Regions from separate parts of the Homo sapiens genome. Here all the other regions are linked to region 4. The links are chromatin loops, found by intact Hi-C in ENCODE. Cell type or tissue: ascending aorta. All regions are shown on one strand. Each heading gives the region's core, and the rest is flanking DNA. Links, peaks and the distances in the headings are about the cores only.

Evidence for each region. A loop is a pair of places that touch in the nucleus more often than their neighbours do. Peaks named below come from ENCODE experiments on the same cell type or tissue, not always from the same donor. Only the 100,000 strongest peaks of a DNase experiment are listed, where the experiment ranks them.
Region 1: it touches region 4 in a loop (6-fold over the local background); 9 of 110 quality-filtered maps call a loop at or near these places.
Region 2: it touches region 4 in a loop (4-fold over the local background); 7 of 110 quality-filtered maps call a loop at or near these places.
Region 3: a loop joins it to region 4, with 5 times the contacts of the local background. A loop is called at or near these places in 8 of 110 quality-filtered maps.

Annotation. Positions count from the first base shown.
Region 1 is chr5:123,342,002-123,347,001 of GRCh38, forward strand. It overlaps CEP120 (centrosomal protein 120), which reads right to left. Exons shown (of 20, transcript NM_001375405.1): 20 at 2,891-4,752. The coding sequence ends at 4,518. Among named protein-coding and RNA genes, the nearest start is that of CEP120, 79 kb to the right of the region's middle. In ascending aorta, for the core only: a CTCF peak has its summit at 3,023; a DNase peak (open chromatin) is centred at 3,040; H3K4me3 peaks cover 2,687 bases; H3K27ac peaks cover 947 bases.
Region 2 is chr5:123,359,487-123,365,199 of GRCh38, forward strand. CEP120 (centrosomal protein 120) reads right to left here. Exons shown (of 20, transcript NM_001375405.1): 18 at 5,010-5,108. Among named protein-coding and RNA genes, the nearest start is that of CEP120, 61 kb to the right of the region's middle. In ascending aorta, for the core only: no CTCF peak of the experiment used is centred there; no DNase peak of the experiment used is centred there; H3K4me3 peaks cover 1,067 bases; H3K27ac peaks cover 3,753 bases.
Region 3 is chr5:123,282,444-123,288,195 of GRCh38, forward strand. No RefSeq gene overlaps it. Among named protein-coding and RNA genes, the nearest start is that of CEP120, 140 kb to the right of the region's middle. In ascending aorta, for the core only: no CTCF peak of the experiment used is centred there; DNase peaks (open chromatin) are centred at 778, 2,811, 3,098 and 3,399; H3K4me3 peaks cover 5,000 bases; H3K27ac peaks cover 5,000 bases.
Region 4 is chr5:123,093,055-123,098,882 of GRCh38, forward strand. The region is part of intron 2 of PRDM6 (PR/SET domain 6); the gene reads left to right. Among named protein-coding and RNA genes, the nearest start is that of PRDM6-AS1, 5.7 kb to the left of the region's middle. In ascending aorta, for the core only: a CTCF peak has its summit at 2,477 (motif pointing right); DNase peaks (open chromatin) are centred at 683, 1,325, 2,057 and 2,477; H3K4me3 peaks cover 5,000 bases; H3K27ac peaks cover 5,000 bases.

The sequences.
Region 1 (5,000 bases), core at 1-5,000, 250 kb after region 4:
AAGCAAATAAAATGGGAATTAAGTATATAGCAGCCTTTCTACGGTTACATTCCTAACAACAGCAGATTCTAATTTGATGCCAAACAGAGGTTATGTAACAAAATCAGTGAGCAATCTAGTTCTTTTGGTTTCAGTAGAACATTTAGGTGCTTCAGTAATTCTGTCTCTGTTTCCCCATTTATGCCAATATGGATGGATTGCGTGTCTCCGAGACCTAGAAGCAGAGGGCGCATTAGCTAGGAAGAAGCATGATTGTACACTAGAACAAGTGGCAGAAAAAGTGTACGACGAAACGTCTAGGCTCCAAGGGATATGCTGTTAATACAATTGCCAAAACACAAACGTCAAAGATGGATTTAAATTTTCAAGTCATAATTTAAAATTACTCAGCCAGACTTTAACACTCTTACACAAACCACTTTATTCGTTAATAAGACCATGAACCAACAGTAAGAGAACCTACCTCCAAAAAAAGATACTAAGCCTACTTTAGGGTACTAGTAATATGTGTTGGGTTTTTTTTTTTTTTTTAATTCTCTCTCCAATTTACATCCATGGTCTGGACTATCTGTTAAATTTTAAAAACCATTTTTTTTTCTAAATTGTCATTAAGAATAACAAGACATAATCTTATAAAACATGAAGGCATTACAATTCTAAGTTTCAAGGAGTCTCCAATTTATCTTTAGAACTCAGGATATAAATGTAGCCATTAGTTTTCACTCATTTCAGATTTTGGTAAAGGTGCTATAAGCATTTAATGAAGCATTTTTGATCCATTTCCACAATCAAGAAATGACAAGATGTTATCTTCAGAAATGACTTGACAAGTGACTCTTGTGCAGAAAACTTTCAGCATAAGAACACTGGGTAGGCAGATTTGAGGCACAGTTTGAAGCAAACTTTTAAATTGTGGTAAAATATACAGAACATAAAATGCACCATCTTAATTATTTTTAAGTGTACTATTCAGTGGAATTATTCACAATGCTGTGCAACTATTTCCATTATCCATATCCAGAGCTTTTTCACATCCCAAACAGAAACTCTGGACCTATTGAACAGTAATTCCCCCTTCCTCTTTTCCCCTAGTTCCTTCCAGCCCCTGGAAACCGCTAGTCTACTTTCTGCATCTATGAATTTAAAGCAAACTTTTATTATTATTTTTTTTAAGCAAAAAACAATCCAACAAACAGAACTCCTCCACTTCTATAGGGCATGGGCAGTCAGACAACAAGTTCATAAACCTGTCAGTGAGGCCATGGAGGCCTACTTTCCCCTGCATTTCAGCCGTCAAATTTTTTACATCTATTTTGACAGGTAGACCATACACAATCTTTTCATTTCTTTATGAATTTAGCGAATATTATCTGAGTGCCTACTTATGGCCGGTACTCTTTTAATTCTGGAAGAAACTAAGATAGACCTGGTCGCTGCCCTCGCAGCCCTCACATTCTGGTTAACACTGCTTCACTTTATCTCCAAACTCTGTAAAGCATGGAAGAGTGTGCAATTTTGATGAGATACCAATGATATGACACAAGCCTTGTGTCAATAACCCATTTTCAGCATCAGAATTGCTAGAACATTATCTACTTTTCACTATTATTTTTGGTCAGTGCTTTACAGGTGATAGATACAAGAAGAGTTGAACTCTATTCCCAATGGATGATGAATATTATGATGAATATTATGCCCTTATGTTGGCCTTCTGGATCTCTGTATCATTTAATTCAATATCTGACAAAACATATAGAAACTAGTGATAGAAAAAGATATGCTTTAGGTTTTCTAATATTTTCTATTTTAAATATCCAATTTGGGATTCCATTTATATGAAATGCCCAGAATAGGCAAATCCAAAGGGACCAAAAGATTAGTAGTTAGGGGCTGGGATAGAAGAGAATGAGGAGTGACTGCTAATGGGTACAGGAGTTTCTTTTTGGGGTGATAAAAATGTCTTAAATAGTGGTGGTGGTTGTACAGCCTTGTGACTGTATCAAACACTGAATTTTATACTTTAAAATGGTGATTTTACGTTGTGTGAATTATATCAATTATTTTAATAAAAAATTTAGGTATTCAATAAAGCTAGACACAATGGTATTAGTGAGAACACATCTTTTAAGTCCATATATAGCTACCAGAGGGCCCTTCCTATGGACTGTAAAAAACAGGTCGGTCCATTCTGAAGTGGCTGCAAACAAGCAGTATATACTGGGACAATCTGTGAATTCAGATTCAGGCTGGGCAGCATCTGGACAGGAAGTAGAGGAGAAAATCATCTGGTCAGACAAGACTGTCTCCCCATCAGCAGAGGCCCTAATACGTCCTTAAATCACACTCAAACCCCCACATCTGCTTGAAGCAACAGGAATTCGGGTCCAGATAGAAATTACTAGGATTTATCTGCAAGGGAACTCCTATGTTTATACAGACATGGTATTAGATATACCTGGTAGATTACACACCCCTCCTATGCAGTACATGCCCGCATTAAACATGGAAACTAGACTTTCTCCATGAAAAACCACAGAAATTTTAAAGGTAAATCTGATTTTACCCTAAAATATTTGATATTTTCCTGTTACTAGGAAACTTATTCACCCACCCATGCCTGCACCCACTCACTGATTTATCTACTGTGGTCATACTCATTAACTCCTAGGCAAAATCAGTGTAAAAACATTCGATGCCACTTACAAATGGAATGGGTATTGCTAAAAGGACTACAAAACAGTGTTAATATTTCAGACTCCCCTAGTTGTAAGACAAAAAATAGTATGTAAACACTTGAGAAAAAAAGACAGTCATTTGAAATAGGAAAACCCGAACACTATGCCCACTCTGTTTAGAAACAGAAGTAACAGGCTGCTCAAGAACTCAGAGATGCACACAATTATGATTTTATTTGTTAAGTTACAATAGCCAAAAGAGCTTTACAAAAGGCAAAATAAACTACACATCCATTTTAGAAAAGTCCTTTTTATTTCTTTAAATCAGAGGCCCCCTCTAGCGTTTGAAAGCAGTCACAGGCAACACACAATGCAATTGAAAGTAAACAGTCACAGCATTTTACCGCAGACCTTCCAAAACATAAGGCTTGCTTCTGTTCCATTCAAGTGGCACAAAAATCAATGAGAGAAAAATAGCTAACCATAATTAATATTGCAAATTCCTGCTATGATTCAGATTCATTATCCTCTCATTCAGTAATTTCTTTATTATTTACTGCTGGGTTATTTTTTACTAGATTAATACTCTGTTAATAAGGAAAAAATATATAATAAATATAGGGACTTTAATTTCCCTAATAAGAAATATACCTCATTTGAAATGACCGAAAATTAATGTTACCATATATCCTACTCTGCTTTGATGGAAGTTATTGGTAACTTCCTAAAGTATATACTTAATTTTAACTTTATTATATTTGGAAATCAGAACTTTTTAAAGTACATATATTTTGAAATTCAACCTAATCTGTGACTTTGCTAAAACTTTTTCAGTACTCAGTAAAAGGAGGTGGGAAACGTTGCTTTGAGGACAAATGTTGGCTCTGAAGAATATGATATAAAGGAACTCTTAAGAGTTTTTATACAGACAGGGCACTGCATAAATCCAATGAGTGAATCTCGTGCGCTTTTGAAAACGATTGATTGAAATTAGCGGGAGTAAAAAATAGTTGATTTTCACTCTATTTTTTCAGCTAATGTCTTTATGTGTCTGTTTCCATGTTCTATTACAGAGGGTTTAAGCTGACAGCTAGTATTACTATAACTGGAAAATAAAAAGAAATCTCTAATTTTAACAAAAGAAAACAATGCAAACTTGAGGAAGAAACCAACAGAGAAAACTATATTAAGCTAATACTTCATGTTCTTAAAAGTTATAAATACACTGAAAATTTGAAAATTCAATAGCTCTTGAAACAAATTTAATCTGTATTAACTTTATTTAAATAAATGACCAATCTGTCACCCAACATGTCATGTGGCTTCTCTGCACTGATCTTGCTTTGTTTTCAAACTTGTCACTTGCAAATATTATAAGAAAAAAAGGTCATCTAAAATGAGTTAAACTGGTTACAATTGGTCTCAACTTTTAAGAATTTACATTCAAATGGAATAGGACGCAGCGTTTTTAAAGTGCAAGATATACTCTTTTGGCTCAACATGAAACATTATAGAACTGGAAATTACCGCAGTCATTTCTCCTACAACAAACTTAGTTAAAAGCTGTTTTGAAAGTTAGTTAGCCATCAGATTATAAACTATGAAAAACACTGAAAAGTCATTTAAAATGAGTATATAAATGCAAATTACAAATAAAACCAGTGTGGGAGAGGTAGCATAAAGTAAATAAGATCAAATAAATACTATACAATAACATACAAAATTTTGCTTATAAAAAATTGAAAATACCATTTTAAAACATCCATTTTCCTCACTTTTGAGGTTTTTACAAAGAAATTAAAATTTAGACTTAGAGTCTCTATAAAGCTTTTCCAAATGTTATTAATTACTGGCATTGCTTTTTGCCAAAATCTCTCTGATCTGTCGGTCGAGTTCACTTATTATTCGATCCTCGTGATTATACACACCCGTTCTCATCAAAGTATCCCTTTCTTCTATCAGGCGAGTCAAATAATCATCCAAACCTTCTTCCAATACACTGCCATGGGGGCCATCCTTTTTTCCACTTGCAATCTCTGTGGAATCCTGGTATTGTTTTTGCTCTTGTTGCCTTAACCTGAGAAGTCAAGAACAAATGCCACTGTAGCAACTGTGTTGGTTTTCTTAATGTCACTATTTAAAAACAAAATGATTCAATGGTAAGACAAGGTTTTAGTAATATTTTCAGGAAGAAAACAAACCAAAAAAAACCAGTGTTCCACTTGGCTAGTCAGAGTCTGCACATTTATAAAAGGCAACTTTAAAAACAATACTTGTTTTTCTAATTACAAATACATGAAAACTAGATATTTTGGAGCTGTGACA
Region 2 (5,713 bases), core at 714-5,713, 270 kb after region 4:
GAGTATTTGTAGACCAATGCAATTCAAGTATTTGTTTTGGTTTTAAAATATTTCTATAGTATATCTTGAAGAAGAAAAAAAGCAAACTAAATTACCTCTTACAAGTCTAACAAGTAGAACTTTTAACTTTGTCCCATGATATCAAACTTAAGGGTATCACTTCCTCGTTTTCTAAATCAGGACTCATTTTATGTTATGCTTATTTATATTTTACAGCTGTTGCCTTCCCAGTTACCAAAGAACAAAAAAGCTTACCACTGGTACGGTTGTGAATCAAAAGAAAAGATTTTTTTCTAAATAATTAGAAGGTTATAAAATAATTAGGTTATATTTTTAATTCACAAATAGACTATCCTGGGTCACCTTTGAGTAATGGAAATCTCTGTTTAAACATTCTTCTGGCAATGGGCACCAAGCATTAGGTCTTATTTCCAAGCTTTACCAGCTGGGTTTTGTCATTAACATTTATTAACAATCTAAGATATGGCTTTCACCATCTAATCCGTACTACACAAATGTTTTGTATGGCCCTCCAGAGGGTTTTGATGTGACAAATTACTGGCAGAGATTACAGCCCCGTGGCTATTCACCAGAGGCAATGTAAAATTAACATGGTACTAATCCAATTTAAACAAGAAGTTGCACAAACAATCTTCTGAACAAAACCAGATAGACGATTCCAAAATTACATTCAAGCACAATAAATGTGTTTTTAATAAAAAGTTTAAGGAAAAGAAATTGAGTAATTTTCACACACATGAAATGTGCCTATTTGATGAAGTTATTAATTTTAATCTTACTAAAACAGTCAGGGGCAGAGCACAATTCACTATGATAATCCCAAGGTCTATTACTTTTCTTCTTAAAGTGTTGCATCTCAGTGTAGTCTGCAGAACATCAATGATTCCTAGTGACCTCAAAATGTGTTTACAGTGTTGCCTCTAAAGCAGAAAGTTTGTGGGATAAGGATTAAAATTGGTTTGCAATGAAAAAGCAATGAGCATCTCTGCACTCAAAGAACTTTTCTTTCATGGAGTATAAGTTTCAGAATTGAACCAGTAATTTAAAACTTTTTTTTTCCTTTTCTTTACAAAAGGTATCTGAATGTTTGTGATATTCTCCTTATTTGAATAAAATAGCTAAAATTACTTTGCAATGCTTTTTGGGCAAGAGGGTAGGAAATACAAAAGAAGAAGGTTAAATAGAAAATGGATTAAATGGAAAAAAGATCCAGCAGATAAGAAAAGTGTATGAGGATGCGTGTGTTAGGAAGGAGGGATTCTTGCAGTGGAGCCTTTCACACTGAATCTTCTTTTAAAGGAGACTACTTCAATACCCCAGTGTAAAACTAACCAAAAGTCAGGAATTTGGGGGATTCTATTCAGAACACTGTTTACTTATATTATTTTTTTGAAACTACCTCAAATGGTGAAAAACTTAAAGAATGTAATCTATAATATACACATATGAACATGACAAAGTAAAAAGTTCTTGCATAGATACTTCTCAATAAAAAACATGTCAATTATAATGACATTGTTTCAATAATTAATGATTATTCAATTCTCCAGAGAAAATGCCCTAACCAATAGCTAACACTGTTCCCCTTTTCAGCTGATTTGGGTAATGTGTAATGACTGTTCACTGCTCAGCTTCTTCAATGGAAGCACTATTTTCCACTTCTTCCCCATCTACTCTCCAGTTAAAAACTTGAAATGATTTCCTATCCAGTAGTGTTATTTGAATCATTTTCTCTTTGAGATATTTCTCCCTTAGCTTTGAGTGACAAATGTGGTGATAGCCCCCAGTGGTCCCTTTGTTTTTCTAATACTTGCTGACTTCATTTACATTTCTTACCACCCTGCTATATTCTAAGTATCAGTCCTCCTAGGTGAACAACTGCTATATCCATAGCAGCCCATTGTGCAAGGTGCATAGCAGGCTCTCAATAAGCACTTGCTGAATGAATGAAAGAATGAAGTAACTACAGATGTTTCTTCATCTCAATGTACTCACATTCCTTTATACTCAAACTTGGGAAGTTTACCTACTGACACTCTTGCACATCTGTACATTTAGCCCTTACATACTTTTTGCTTCTGTACAGTTTTCTACAGAACGTCTATCACTGCATAACAATATCCCCCAATTATGCACACTTAAGAATTCTGTCAGTCACAAAGCCCTCTAGTATTTGTTCTGTTCATCAATATCGAAAGCTACTGTCCAATTAGGTCCCCACTGACTGAACGCACCACCACCACAGAACAGCTTTATGGCTCATCTCTTTTTAGCAAGTTACTTACCATTTACTGAGCACATACTATGTATCAAACACTGTATTAAACACTTTAAAACCACTCATTTAATTCTCAGAATAACCTGTGGAAGAAAATTTCTCATTGTTCAAATGAAGAAACTAATCAGAGAAATTCCCAAAGTCAGAGAGGTAGAACCAAAATTCAACCTAGCTCTCTTGACTCCAGGGCCATGTTCTTAACTACTATTTATGCTGCTTCTGATGGAGTTTATATCTTGTTACCTTTCTACTATTTATGCTGCTTCTGATGGAGTTTATATCTTGTTACCTTTAACAGCCATTCTCTTCATATTTCCTTGGCCCCAATTCCACAGGGACTCCTCTCTATTATACTACATGCACTTAAATATCTTGGCATCATAACCATATATTAGCTGCTTCTCTCTCAAAATCACTTTAATTCTCATTACCAGACCTGGTCTCTCTTGTCAATGATGGCATTTTCCTTCTTAGGATATACCAACTCACGATGACCCCTACCTCAGTACTCTCGTCAGAGTGGCTAATTTTCTTCTCCTAGAAATTATTTCATTCCTTGACTTCAATGGACTAAGACCATATCATAAAAGGGAAAGAGCCTGAGGCTGGATTCATCAAAAGCTTTCAATGCTGGGTCTATCACTTAGTACCTATGTGATCACATGCAACTTAACTTCTTTAAGTCTCAGTTTCTTCATTAGGTTGGTGCAAAAGTAACTGCGGTTTTTGCCGCTTTCACTTTTGCACCTACCTAATAAAATGGGAATATTACCTGCTATGTAGGGATCTTTGTCAGGATTAAATGATAAATTCTGAAGGGCTCAGTGTTACACCTAGCACAAAGTAAGCCTTCCAGACATGCTAATTGCTCTAACAGTATCATCATAGTGATCTTCACATTTTCTCTAGCTGTTATTTCCTTCATTAGCTTTCTTTTCTCTTTCCTAAACATAAGAATTCCAAGTTCTAGCTGGCACAACTTTAAACACTACCTCTGCAAAGGACTCCTTTATGTCTATTTTTAAGCCCAATCATTCTCCCAACAACAGATCCATATTTCTAACTGGTAGCCGAATTTCATTCTGTAAAAATTAAAACATCCAAATTTGCAAATCCTATCTCCTTCCCACCCTCCAAACAGCTTTTTAGTAACTGTATTTCCAAAACTGGACCAGACACTGAAGCTTGAGCCCTTGGCATCATCTTTGACAAGAATCTTCTTGTTGCATTCCTACTGCTACTACTTAAGTTCCAGCCCTTATTACCAGAAATGACTTAGAAAACGGGCCCTCCTCTGTTTTATAAGAACAGCCTATGCTTTCCCACTTCATGCCTCTTTGCTATGATCATTCTGTTCATTATATTTACATTTCCCCCACTACTTTCCTAAATCACAACCAATTCCTCTATTAAAATCTTAAGTATCTATCTCCAGAGGTCTATCACAAATACCTCCTCTCCTATGACACCTTTCCAACTCCTATTAAATAGACGTACTTTCTCCTCCTGAGTACTCTATATGGCCTGTGTCAAGGCTCTTACTATTAGGCAGTAAATTTTATATTTATAGTTGTTTCTTCCTTATTACTAAATTGCAAGCTCTGTGATGGAAAGGCCTATGTCTTGCATATATTTACACCTGGTATAATATTATTTTATACTTATTGTACATGTAAGACACTGCTTTCAATACAGGAGACTCTTAGTACTACCCATGTCTATCCTTAGTCCTGTCAACATTTATATAATATAGTCACATGGTACATTATTTTATATTTACATATATATCTACCTGTCTTCATTTGTAATGCTTACAATCCCAACTCCTCTATCATTTATGTTAGGGTAAACTACCTACCCTAGTTTTTAATTCTCATGTAGACTGGTAGTACTCCATGAAAGTGGTAAGCATTTAGTATAATACCATAACGATGTTTAATAGTATTTGACAGTTATGGAGACATATTAAGAAAAATACAAACCTGAAAGACCCTATGTGTGAAATTTCATTCAGAATAAAACTGACACATTAAAGAAAAGTGAACTTAGAATAAACTAACCATTATTAATCTTTAAAAGATTTAGGTCAGTTAGGGTTAGATTCAAAATAAAAATCTTATTCATAATTTCTTCAAATGATTAAGATCAAATGTGTCCAAAATTAAGATTAATTTCTTCTGAAGCTAACAGCATTTGTTGATTGGTAGCAGGAAAGAAAAAAATATAATAATTCAGAAAACTTCTATCAAAGTTTTTAAACACTTTAAAAATCATGCAAAAATTCCCAATAATTCCCTTTCTTGACTGAATTACTGTGTCTTAAGAATAACATTTAAAATATATTCTTAAACTTGAGAAAATGTTCAAGTTATCCTTAAATTTCATCCTAAAAAGCACTCCCAGTGGAAAGTTTAATCCTAAGAAAGAAAAGGGTGGTTGTTTTATAAGTGAAAGTAAAATAAATTATTCCCAGTTTCTTCTGAGGAAAGGGATAGCTGGCAATTTTTTTTAAAAGACATAATTGTTTCAGTTTCTAACTATAAAAAAGAAGGATCTTGCCTTTATAACATATTTTTATAAAAGCCTCTAATCTCAAAAAATAGCAATATTCAAATGCAGACATCAGAGCATAACAGATATTGCCAAACATACGAATTTGCAAAGAAACAAGGGAAAAAGATATAAAAAGAATAAGCTATAAACTACATACCTGTTTAAGTCTGGCAAGTTCTTTCAAAGCTCGTCCCCACTGCTGCTTGTAATGCAGTTTAGACTTAGTTGCAGATTCCAACTTTCTTTCAAGTTCAACCTAACAGTGATTAAAATCATATCAAGTGAAACACTATACCACTGTGTACAACCACTGAAAGATAATATATACAAAGAGTCTGGCTTAAGAAAAGAGTTTATACAGTGTAACATACGACATCATCTAAAACTGTTATATAATTTACTATAAATATTATGGCACATGAACATTTTCTTGTTTAAAATATAGTCTTATTTTTATTGCCTAACAGTCTATCCTAAAAAGAACTGAATTAGTCTTAACCTCCAGACAGTTACTATAAATGTATTTAAACATATATATTATATAAAGATCATAGAGTGAGAAATACATTCATTTTTTACAAAAAGCAGTTCTAACTGTTAACATTCCAATTTAGCTGTAACTCTAAATCTTAGAAGCCAAATTTTCTTTTTGGAGGCCTATCTTCATATGGAATTTTGTCTTATGAAGACAGCCAGTAGAGATGCTTTTATAACTATATTTTGGCAAAATCATGAAACTCTGAAAACACTGAAATGTTTTATCAGAAAGCAGTTTACTAAGAAAGAGTACAAAGTCAAAAATATTTTAAGAATGTTAACATAAAGCCAAGAGTAAGAAAAATAATGTTCCTTAATAACACA
Region 3 (5,752 bases), core at 1-5,000, 190 kb after region 4:
AATAGAAAATCTACCGCCACATCAGCTGCCAGCACGATATTACAAACAGATTAATCCAGATTTTAGGATATTGCTGTGGGCCAGACTTTGCACTTGTCAGCCTTGTTGCACTTGTTGGCAGCACTGTCTCTTAGAGAAGTCAGGATTTATGTGATCCTGTGTACCCAGTTATGAAAGCCCATAGCGCATTGAGAAAGCACATAATGGCCAGCTGATTCCATGCTGTTCTCAATAAAAGAGAGAACAATGCATACTTTAAAAGACAGTGCAAACCTATGAAACAAGGATTGATGCTGGCTTTTACATATCTTGGTTTTGAGGCAATGTAGGAACAGAATTATATTTGCGCTTTGCCTGAAAAATAATTTGAGAATAATTTTGCTCACTCTTTCCAAAAAATCTAGTCTTTGGGTCACAGAGCAAGTAACTTTTTGTCAACCTCTACCCATCTCCACTTTCTAGTGAAACCACTGCCAAAGTTTCCCTCGTGCTATATTTAAAACACATGGAAGATCTCTCCAAAAACCCAACACTTACTCACTAGGTGCCAGGCACTATTAAAGCGCTCCATATATGTTTAATCTTTACAACAATTCTCTGAGGCTGGTGTTTTTATCATCATCCAATGTGAAAGATGAAGAGACTGAGAAAAAGAAAGGTCGTGCACAAGCTATTCAGCTGAGAAGTGGTAAAGTCAAGATTCAAACCGAGGCACCCTGAAGTCAGAGCCTGCTCAAGCTCTAAATCCCTGCACAACACGTCCTCTTACTTAATAAATACCTAACAAACAACCAAATCCCCACCCCACCTCTGACTCGTGCCGCTATTCTTCTTGTTTCTTTTTATTGGAAGCAAACTTAAGGATGATATCAACTTGGATTTTTTCGCTTCAACTCAGACAAAAAAGAAGTCGCCTCCTTCCACCCTCTTTAAAACTATGTTAATTTTGTGTATCCCAATCCCTTAACTAAGAATTATTTTAAAATTATCAAAGGTTTGTGTTAGTGTTGCATTACTCTCTTGGATGCTGTGGTTCTTTCTATTTAAGAGCTTATTATTTTCTCCATAAGCCAGTTTGGGAAGGAGGTAATATGTCTTTTTGGCTCTTGAATACTGCTTTCCTCTGAATCTCATTATGGCAAGTCACTTTCTGAAACTGGGCTGTAGCTCTAGACAAATGATTGTATGAAGTTTTAAATAAACATACAACATTTACGTTAGGCTGTTTCTTGAAATGATTTATTGTCATTTTCTTCTTTCAGTCCTGCTCTTTGGACATAAAAGACACAAGCTTTTGCAGTTTATACAAACCAAATCCTCTGTTTGCTCTGATTAAGCATTCATGAGTCTTTTATATAGTACAGGCTGTAGATTTGGGATTATTCCCTATGGGAGTGGTGGAATTAAATACATTAGCCAACAGAGATAAGGGAGGGTACCAGAGTTTAATTGCCATTAAAATAGATATGTTGAGTAACAAAAACAGAAGGCAGGAAACAGTCCGTATTCTCATTTTCCGCCATGGTAGATGGAAGTTCTATAATCCTGTGACTTGCAGCCTCTTGAAAACTCTCTAAAGGTGATGGCCTAGAAGATGTAGGGAATAAGTTAAAATTGTGCCTGGGGACAAGTCTATTCTTGAGTTCCTAAGAAGCCTTGTGCCTAGGAAGATTGTGAACAGTGGGAACCTCGGAGTTGCTCACCGTGAAGAGCTTTCTGCTCTATTGGAACTGGGCACAGGTGTTAATCAGTGGAATATCATTACATCACCCAAAGTTCCCTGACCTCTCAGAGGCTTTTCAGAAATGTGAAGAGAGTTACCACCTTACTCCGTGGCCCCAGTCAGTGACTGGACACAGAAGAAATTTCCATAGGTAATTCTGATAGACAGCTTTATTTTTATTTTTATTTTTTATTTTATTTATTTATTTTTTTACTATTTTATAATTGGCTGGCTTCTCAGAGTTTTCTTTGTTATTCTATTTGTGGCTATCGTAAATGGATTTTGTCATATTCCCGCAGAAGCTGACACTTGCAGTCAGCCATGAGGTTGGGAAACTCATGTCCAGTTAATTCACATGAAACAGGTAAAATAAAAGCATTTTTTTTAAAGTTCTGTGTGAGTTGCATGTATTTTCCCTTCAATTTAGAAATCTTCAACTTTTCTGGTTCTTAAGTTTAAATTTAGATTGGGTAAGGGGAAATAAAATGAAGTCTTGCACTTTTGAGCAATGAGAATCAAGAGAAAACGCCTCAGAAAATTGAAGTTTCTCAGAATGGGGGAGACCCTGAATTTAAAATATATTAGCTGACTCCATTTATTTGAAATTCTAGAAACAGCAAAACGTTATGTATAGTGACAGAAAGCAGATCAGTGATTTTCTGGGGCCGGGAGTGCAGGGGATGAGGACGATGGACAGAAAAGAAGCACAGAACTTCTGGCTGTTGGAAATGTTCTACATCTTAATCGTACTTAGTTGCACAAACCAAACTCATCAACCCGTACACTTAAAATGACTGCATTTTATTGTATGTAAATTGTACTTCAATAAAGTTGATTTTTAAAAATATACTGACATAAGTTACTGAGGTGCCATGGGAAACTTCTCTAAATCATCCTTTATTTTAACATAAAATAGTTGAGCTAATACTCCAGGAGTCATTAACAGTAGAATGGATTTTTTTTTCCATACAAAAATAATATATATCCATCAGCTTTAAGTGCTGCAGCCGACAGGCTGAGCTGTTGTTGGCAACTGCTATCTGAGAAGACGTTTCAGGCAGGCTCTGCCGGCGGAGACGCACGCTCTCCCGGAGCTGCACATAGTTGGCCTTGCTCTGTGTGCATTCTCGGTAATGGATCACAGGGCAACCAAATTAATTGCAAGATGTGCTTTAATCTCCCACATGAACATGGAAATAAGGATCTATTAACCTTGTGCCTGGCGCGTCTTTTTTTTTTTTGCTTCATTCCCCAAGTGGCAGTTCTGAACTGTTATCCATGTTTCCATTCCCCGAGGCCAGTTAGACCCGGAGCAGAAAGGTGCGCGTGGTCAGTTCCAGCTCCTAAAATGATGTGCAGTCTGCAAGCTGGAAAGGTCTCGGCGCGGGGTGTGGGCAGTTGTGTGGAGCTAGAACCTAGCCGCTGCAGCGGGATCCCAGGGCCTGAGGCGCAGGAACCCACTGCCCGGGGCCCCAGCGCTGTCAGCCCCTCCTGCCCTCCACCCACCCCTTCCCCTTCCCCTTCCCCTTCCCCTTCCCCTTCCCCTTCCCCTTCCCCCCTTACGACCCTCCCGCCCCTCCCCCCACTCCCTCTACCCCGACTCCCTCTCCCTCTTCCCCCACGCCAGGGACGCACCGCCCTTGGTAGATGCCGGGAGTTTGGGTTTTGTGATTCAACAGTTGATAGTGAGCATTCCCCCAAGAGGAAAAACAGCCAGAGACCAGCCATTTCTCTCTCTCTGTGGTCCTGCAGGCTCTTGGAGTGTTTACACTAAACTCCAGGCCCGGGAAGGGAATTTACAGCCTTATCACTGGAATTGAAAGCGATGTCGGCTGGGGGATGTGCGTCTCGAAGACTCTTTTTTCAAGGGAGGCTTTTGGCTTCGTGTAGGCGGGTGGTGATTTTATTCTGTCTCTCTCCCTCTGCCTGAAGTTCGTCTTTGAAGATTTTCTGTCGTGTTTATTGGGATAACGAGGATTTATTTTTTGCTTCTATTCCAATATTGTCAGGAAATGATATCTATAGAAAAGTATTCTCTTAAAAACCACAAATTAGATGTAATCAATGTAAAGATTGCTGCAGGTCAGTATTTCTCTTTTTAAAAACTTATCGATTATTAAGTTGATACAAAAGAATATTTAAAATATATGTGAGGTATAAATAATAATGATACAATGAATAGATAGCATAAGGAAATAATATAACCACTTCGTTTTAATATCCTTGAATTCCTTCTTGATCCCCATCTCCTTTCCCATCCTGAATTTTCCAGTAGCCATCACTTACTACCTTAATGTGTAATTTTATCATGCTTCTATCTGAAAAATTATATGACTTTAAATTTCTGCATGTTTTAGAACTTTATATACATATATATTAGATATATTCTTTGTGGCTTATTTTTTTCCAAGTGACGTTATGTTCTTAAGGGTCATTCATTTTGCTACATGTGTCTAAAGTTCATTCATGTTCACTCCTGCATCCATGTGTTCTATTGCTGATAGACATTTGGGTTACTTCCCATTATCTTCTATTCAGATAGTGCTGTTGTTAACTTATAAAGAATTCTCCAAATGTATACCCTAGAATTTCTCTAGGTCTTGCTGGAAGTGGAATTGCTGGGCCACGGGTACGGGCATCTTCACTGATAATGCCAAATTGTTTTCTTTACGGGATCTGCAGATTCACTCTCTCACTAGCAATATACATATAGAAATTGTGCATTCTCTCACCAATATTTAATATTGCCAGATTTTTTTTGCCTATTTAGTGGTAACAAAACAAATCATTATGGATTTTAGCTTGTATTTCTCCAGTTAACTAAAGAGGTTGCACAACTTTCTGTGTGTGTATTGGCTATCTGGGTTTCCTCTTCTATGAAGGGTCTGTTTTCCATTGCCTATTTCCGTTTGTTAGTTATGTATATTGCAAATACTATCTCTTGATTTGTGGCTTTTCCTTTCACTATCTTTATGGTGAAGTTTGATGAACTGCGGTTCTTAGTTTTAAGTCAGTTTAATTTACTAATCTTTGTCTATATGGTTTGTGGGTTTTGTGTGTCTTAAGAACTTCTCTAATTCTAGGTTATAAAGACAGTCTATATTGTCTTCTAAGAGTTTTATAAATTTACCTTGCACATTTAACCACTAGAATGGATGTCATATGTGGCATAAGGTATAGACCCAATTTTTGGTTTTTATCCTGTGGGTATCCAGTTATCCCAGCGTCATTTATTGAAAAGTCCCTGCAACTTAATAGCTACTGTCATAAACTAATTATCCATATGCTATAGGCTGAATGGTGTCTTCCAAAAATTCATGTGTTGAGGCCTTAAGTCCCAGTATGGTGGTGTTTCAAGATAGGACATTTAGGGGGCAATTAGAATTATATGAGGTTATAAGGATAGGGCTTTATAAGAAGAGGAAGAGAGAGATTGCTGTCTCTCTGCCATGTGAGGATACAATGAGAAGGCACTCATCTGCAAGCCAGGAAAAGGCCCTTACCAGAAACCAACTTAGTCACATCTTGATTTTGGATTTCCAGTTTCTAGAACTGTGAGAAGTAAATGTTATGTAAGCCCCCCAGTCTATAATATTTTGTTATGGCATCACAAGCAGACTAATATATTATGTACATATTTTTTCCTGCATTCTCTATTCTGTTCCTTTGATCAATTTGACCATCCCTAAACTGATAAGATATTGAATCAATTATTATTTATTATAAGTGGTGATATCTGTTAAACTAAATTCCCCTTGGTCCATATAAATATTAGAATCAGCTTGTCCATTTCACAGAAAAAAAAAAAAAACCTTTGGTATTTTTAATGAAATCATATTGAATCTAAATACCAATTTGGGGAACACTGTCCTTAAAAATATTGAAATTTCCAATCCATGAACATGGTATATGGTGTGATTAAGCCTTCTCTGTTGTATTTCAATAAAACCTTGTCATTTTATTCATAGAAGTTTTACACATATTTTTAAAAATTTATTCATAGAATCTTTATGTTTTTAATGATATATT
Region 4 (5,828 bases), core at 85-5,084:
GAGTGAAAGGAAGGGTGGAGGCAGAGGGAAGCTCCTATTAATTTATCATGTATAGATTTCCCTAGTTTTTCTTTTAGTTTTTTTACCATCTCCCTCTAAAAGAATTCTGTGAAGTGACCACTTAGCATTGCTTCATTTTGTCACTTCGTACTTAAAAGGATAGGTATTGAGTTGTTTTCTCTTTTTCTCACAAGGCGAAATAAAAAGGGCGGGATGCGGGGGTGCCTCCTTACTTCTCCCTTCCCTTTAGCAAAGTAACTTTTTGCCTAGGATCAGCAATACATATCATTGCTCTGTAAGAAAAGAACTTAGGAACACTAGTTTCACCTTGAAACTTTATTGGCATCTATGGTAAATGTCACAGTGATGGGGCTTGTAGCTCTCTTTCGTTCTAAAAGATTTTAAAACAGCAGAAACTGCAAGCTACCCGGGTGAGCTTTTCCAGTATGTTCCTAACTCCGTATCAGTTTACCCTGTGACTGAAGTACAGTTTCCACCGAAGCTCTGAATGCTTTGCTGTTGCTGCTGCTGCCGCCTTCTCTTAAAAATCAAGTGGTGCCTCCTGCGATATAAATGGGGGATGGGGCCCTTCCTTCCCCGTCTAATATTACTGCCCTCATTTGCTGCTGGGCTGCCTGAAGCCATTGATTTAGTCAGGCTCCATCGGAGTGGCCTCTTCCCGGGTTCTGGGAGCTGGTGCGTTGCCTGCTCTTGAAAAGTAGAGAGAGACAGTCACAGGGCGCGCCTGGCGTTTCTGAGTAGCATCCCGGCTGTTCTCTCAGCACAGCCCATTAGTTTTTCAGGCCTTTTTTGTAAAGATGTGCTTCCCTAGGACCTGGGAGGGAGGCGGGAACTGAGCCACTTTGGGTGTCTCGGGGGAGAGTTGGACCACTTTGCAAATTCCCCAGTTGGGGGAGGGGTCTCTGTCCCCTCCCGATTTACTGGAACCCTCCTGCGCAGGGAACAGGCTGGAAACAGCGCCGGTGTGTGCATGGGTGTGGGAGCGGGGCTTGAGGCTTCCTTGTTGGGAACACCAGGCTTTCCAAGGGTTTAGGGAGAGGGGCTGGGGAGAGAAAAGGGAGTCTGGGCCTAACACTGGTTTGTCCGGTTGCTTGCTAAGGGGTCAAGGAAAGAGACAAAGGAGGGCGAGTGTTTTCTGACCTTCCCTAATCCCTTCCCACCCAGGTGGAAAACGCAGGTCCTGTTTGGGCAACTTCGAGCCCAGTGGCACACCAGCAGGCTTTTTGTGCAACCGAGGAACATCCACTGCGCCCCTTCTGCCCTGCGCCTCCTCTGTCAAAGACCAGCGAGCGCCTTAGATTGCAGACCTGGTCCGGGTGGGAGGGAGCTTTGGCTTCAGTGCGTGGGCTTTTGTGTTTCTCTCTCTCTCTCTCTCTCTCTCTCGCGTGTGTGCAAGCCCAGCCTCATCCCATAACACACATGATTTAGCTATTTTACATCTTTCGTTATCTAGCGCCCTGAAACCGAACATACAGCCATATATTAGATTGAGGTTAGAAGAGGTGGCGACTGTTTATTCAAGGTGATAAAATGGTCCATCAGCAGTAATCTCCATCGATATGTGCCACCAGGAGATGAAGGATGAGGGGACAAGCCACAATTAATTGCCCTATAGTTTTGTAGGAGAGAGTGGAGCCAGCCCAGACCCGCTTCGATCTCCTCTCGCGGCTCCTATTCATCATCTCCGCATTGTATATGGCAGCCTCGCAGGGGCAGGGGCCGGCGAGGTTTATCTCTGCGCAATATTCTCTCACCCTCACAAACTGGCGCTCCCATTTAATTTATTAATACAGTCATCGGAAGACAAATAAGACCCACATTTTCTCCCTCCCACCTTCTTGCTCTCTTCTTTTTGTCTCTCCCTCTTGGTCCCAGGGTCAAGCCCGCAGCCAGGCAGGGCAGAGAACGCCCAGAGCTTTTGCGATTCGCGGGGAGCTTTAAACTCGCGTAGAGGGAGAGTTCCTGAGAGAATTCCCAGGAGCTGGGCCGCCCCGCAGGGTCGAGACTGAAATCAATTGGCTCCCCTTCCGGCGGCCAGGCAAACCTGCCTCGCCTCTGGATCTGCTTCTAGACCCGCTCCCGGGGCTTGGAAGACCCCTGCCGGGTAGAGGAGGAGGGCCGGGTGGGTGGCGGGGTGCAGTGGGGACGTCGGATCGTGGGTGGTGTCGGCGGCCACGCCTCATGTCAGAAGAGAGCCTTTCGTGGGCAGGAGCGGGGTGGGACCTTCAAAACTCAGCCTTCGGCGCTGAGGCCTGGGCGCCCCACCCCGCCCATCGCTCCCTTTCAGCCATCCCATCTAGCCTATAGCTCGAGAAGGCAGTGGGGGGACCGCAGGCTGGAGCCCCGGGGGCGTGAACCCCACGCGAGAAGTTCGGGCCCGGATGCTCTGCCTGCCCGCCCTCTGCCCGGCTCCCCAGCCCCCACGCCCCTCCCCGCCTAGGGCGCACGCGGCACTGCCAGCAGGCGGCACTCCCGGGTCCTAGTCGCCGGGCTGGGATCGATGGGCGCCGGCCCCTCGGGTCTCGGCCTGCGAGACTGAGGGCCGCGACCTTGGCGGCGGTAGGGGAGGATTTACAGCCGGGGTGGATAGTGGCGCCCAGGCGGGGAAGCAGGCTTTTCACCTACTCCTTGCTTTCCTATATGCAGGGCGGGTGAGAGCCAACGAAGGCGTCGGGCAGGTACTGGGGAGTGAAGATGTGATGTAGCTCTCACTCCCCACGCGCCTACACATGACTGTTGGCCTCTCCACACACCAAAAGCCCGGAAGCGTTTTATATTTCACCTTTCCTAGAACGAGAAATGAAATTCCAGAAAAGAAAACCATGGCCTGCTTTGCCGCCTTTACCTTAAAATAGATATATTGTAAAGATCTATTGCACTTTAAAGACATTGAAACAACACAGAAGGATAGGAAATGAAGAGTGAAAGTCTGCTCTTAACTGCACTTGGCCTGGCCTTCTGATGCCAGGAGGCGAACAAGTCTGTAACCTAATGACAGCACCTTCCTTTACTCAGAGACGCTTAGACAGGAGCATTGACAGATTTACTCAAGATAGAAGAGTATTTATGAATAACAATTATGAACTTGTACAAAAACTCTTCCCCTGATTTTAAGAGAAAGTATGAACATTTACTTGCTTCCTTGTTAGGAACCTAAGTAGTTGTATTATGTATTGCTTGGCTTGGAATGCTCTGTGTGTGTATATATAATATAATGACATATATTATATACATTTATACATAGTTTGGTCCTCTCATATAGCCTGCTTCTCTTTCAAACCTTTTCATGTAGGTGTTTATACTCTGCTAGAATGTTTGTCTTCTTAAGCATATTTGTCAATCCCAAGAAATGTTACTTGTTTTTAATATCCTCAAGCTACCCTGAGACTCAGACATAAGTTAGAACCCAAATGTTTCAGCTGGGGGATTTTGTGTATTAAAAAATAACATTGGAATATAACATGTATCTTGATGGCAGTTGGTCAACTTTTCTGGCAGAATATTTTGATATAGCATGAAGTGGTTCACAAATTAAGAAGACCCCTGTTGGGTGGACTAATTAAAGTTGATTGACTTTGTCTAGCCTGCTGTGGACCTAACACACAGATAGTCTTCTAGATATTGGGAGAGCCTCAGTTTTTCACTTTTAATAGTAGCATAATGCTACTATTAAGTTTTTCAACTCTTTATGGAGACAAATGAAACAATAAGTTGAAGACGGCTTTAGAGGACTTCTTGGAGAAAGGCCTTAGCCACAGTTTTATTATCATGCATTACAAATATTAGAAGTGTGCTTTTTGTCTATGGAGGTAGTGGCTGGAGTTGGTACCTATGCTGATGTCGTTGATGGGATGACACGTGTGGAGAAGCATGTTGGAAGTTGACTGTCTCTGGCACAGGCTGCTAGGGAATGAAAACTAAACACTCTTCTGACCATTTGCATCATTGAGTCAAGCAGAAAAAAAAATCAGTTAAGTAACTCCCTGGAGTGACTTATTTCTATTTCCATGGGCATATTGCCTTTGCTTATTGTCATTTGCTTTTAGCTATTTTTGCAAAGGTGCTGAAAGGCTGTCTCTGAAGTCAGACAGTAACATTCAAAATTATAGACATTATCTATGTATTTTCCTATCCAATCTCTTACTTTAATGTCCGAAAACACAAGAGTGTGGGAAAGAGAGAAACCTCTATAACTCAATCATGCTACAGCAATTTTCATGGCCCCCAAAGTTACTTCAGTGAAATATTTCAATTCAATTGAGTCATGAGTTTGAATGTTAAATTTCCCCAGCTTTCATTAGTCTTTTAAAAATCTCTGGGTTTAGAGGCCTTGCAGTCAGGCAGCCTTGACTGTGAATCCTTTCTCTGCCACTTTCTAGCTTCTGGTTCTTGGTGGAGTAGTAGTGCTTGGGAATTGCTTTATCTGCAGAATGGGAATCATGATACTTAGATAATATGCTGGTTTTTGGTTCTAGACAGGTGTCTGACACATGGTATGCACTGTAATTGTGTTTATTGTCTTTCATGTAATTCCCAAAATGTCTTGAAGTTTTTATTTTCACAATCAATAAGCTTGAGAGGGTGTGTGAAGTGTGTGTGTTTCAGAGGAGTTGACATATGGATAAGTGTGAGAATACTCCCATCCAGGCCCTGGGGTCAAAAGCAGAGTCTGGGAGAATTTTAACAATAGTTTGTGTTGCTGGCAGAGGAAGGACAGAAGAGGGCCTTTGTGCAAGGGAGGCCCAGCGGCATGGACACTTCTCTGCTTTCCGAAACAAGTTGTTGCTTTTCACTTCAGAGGTCTGGGGACATTTCTGAGAAGCTTGCAGCCCTCATTCTTCCAGCTCTCTTGGGAGGAGTAGAGGAGTAGCTGCTGACTGAGGCAAAGGTTTGGCTGGCTAGAGCCCCCTCCAGTGAGACAGGAGGCTTACATAGTCAGCCCTCCTTTGCTGTGAAGCAAATGGCAAATCGAGGGCTCCCTTACCATGCTGGGTTGCGATTAGCTGTTCCTGACACAAACGTTTCATACAGACTCACAAGTTTCTTGGGCATTTCGGTCATTTCAGCGCAGATAGGGCACATCCAGGGTGATCCAACAGGCCTGGCTGCGGCCAAGGCTGGCGGCGGCAGGTACCCGGGTGCCCCGAGGGCCACCCGCCGCCCCGCTCTGGCGCATCCATCAGTGGCCAGCTTTCACCGTGTCTGCCAGGCGGGACTCGCCAGGTGTCAGGCTCAGTGCCATAAGCCTGACACTTGCGCGGGGTCGCCGTGGCTCCTCAGGGAAGCTGGGCCAAGGAGGCTGGGTCGCGCCGGCGGGCGCCGAGGCCACCTTCTCGGGGCAGGCCATCCGCGCTGAGGCGCAGACACGGCGGCTCCTCCAGGCCCATTAATAACCCGGAGGGCGCTGCGATCCGACAGCGCAGTCGCCACAGGCTCTATTTCCCGTGGCCGCCTGCCTCCTTCCAGCCCAGTTCGAGTGGAGGGATACTGGGCGCCCACTACCGCCCGGCCCGGAGGGTGGGGGTCCCTCTCGCGCAGGCTGCTTTGGAGAGTGTCGGAGAGAGACAGCTTTATCTACAGCTTCACCCATTGTATAGCACAACAGAATCGCATTTAGCCTGGAGAACAGCCGTCGGGGCAGGAGTTGGTGCCTTCTCTAACAATTAGGCTGATCGTTAAATTTGCTATTCCTTTCTTCCGGCGTCTAGGGAGAGCGTGCACACCAAACCCTCCAGAACAGCACCCCGGTCCCCCACCCCGCCCCACCTGTCCCCGCCCTGCTTCAGTGCCTGGAGGGAGAACTGACT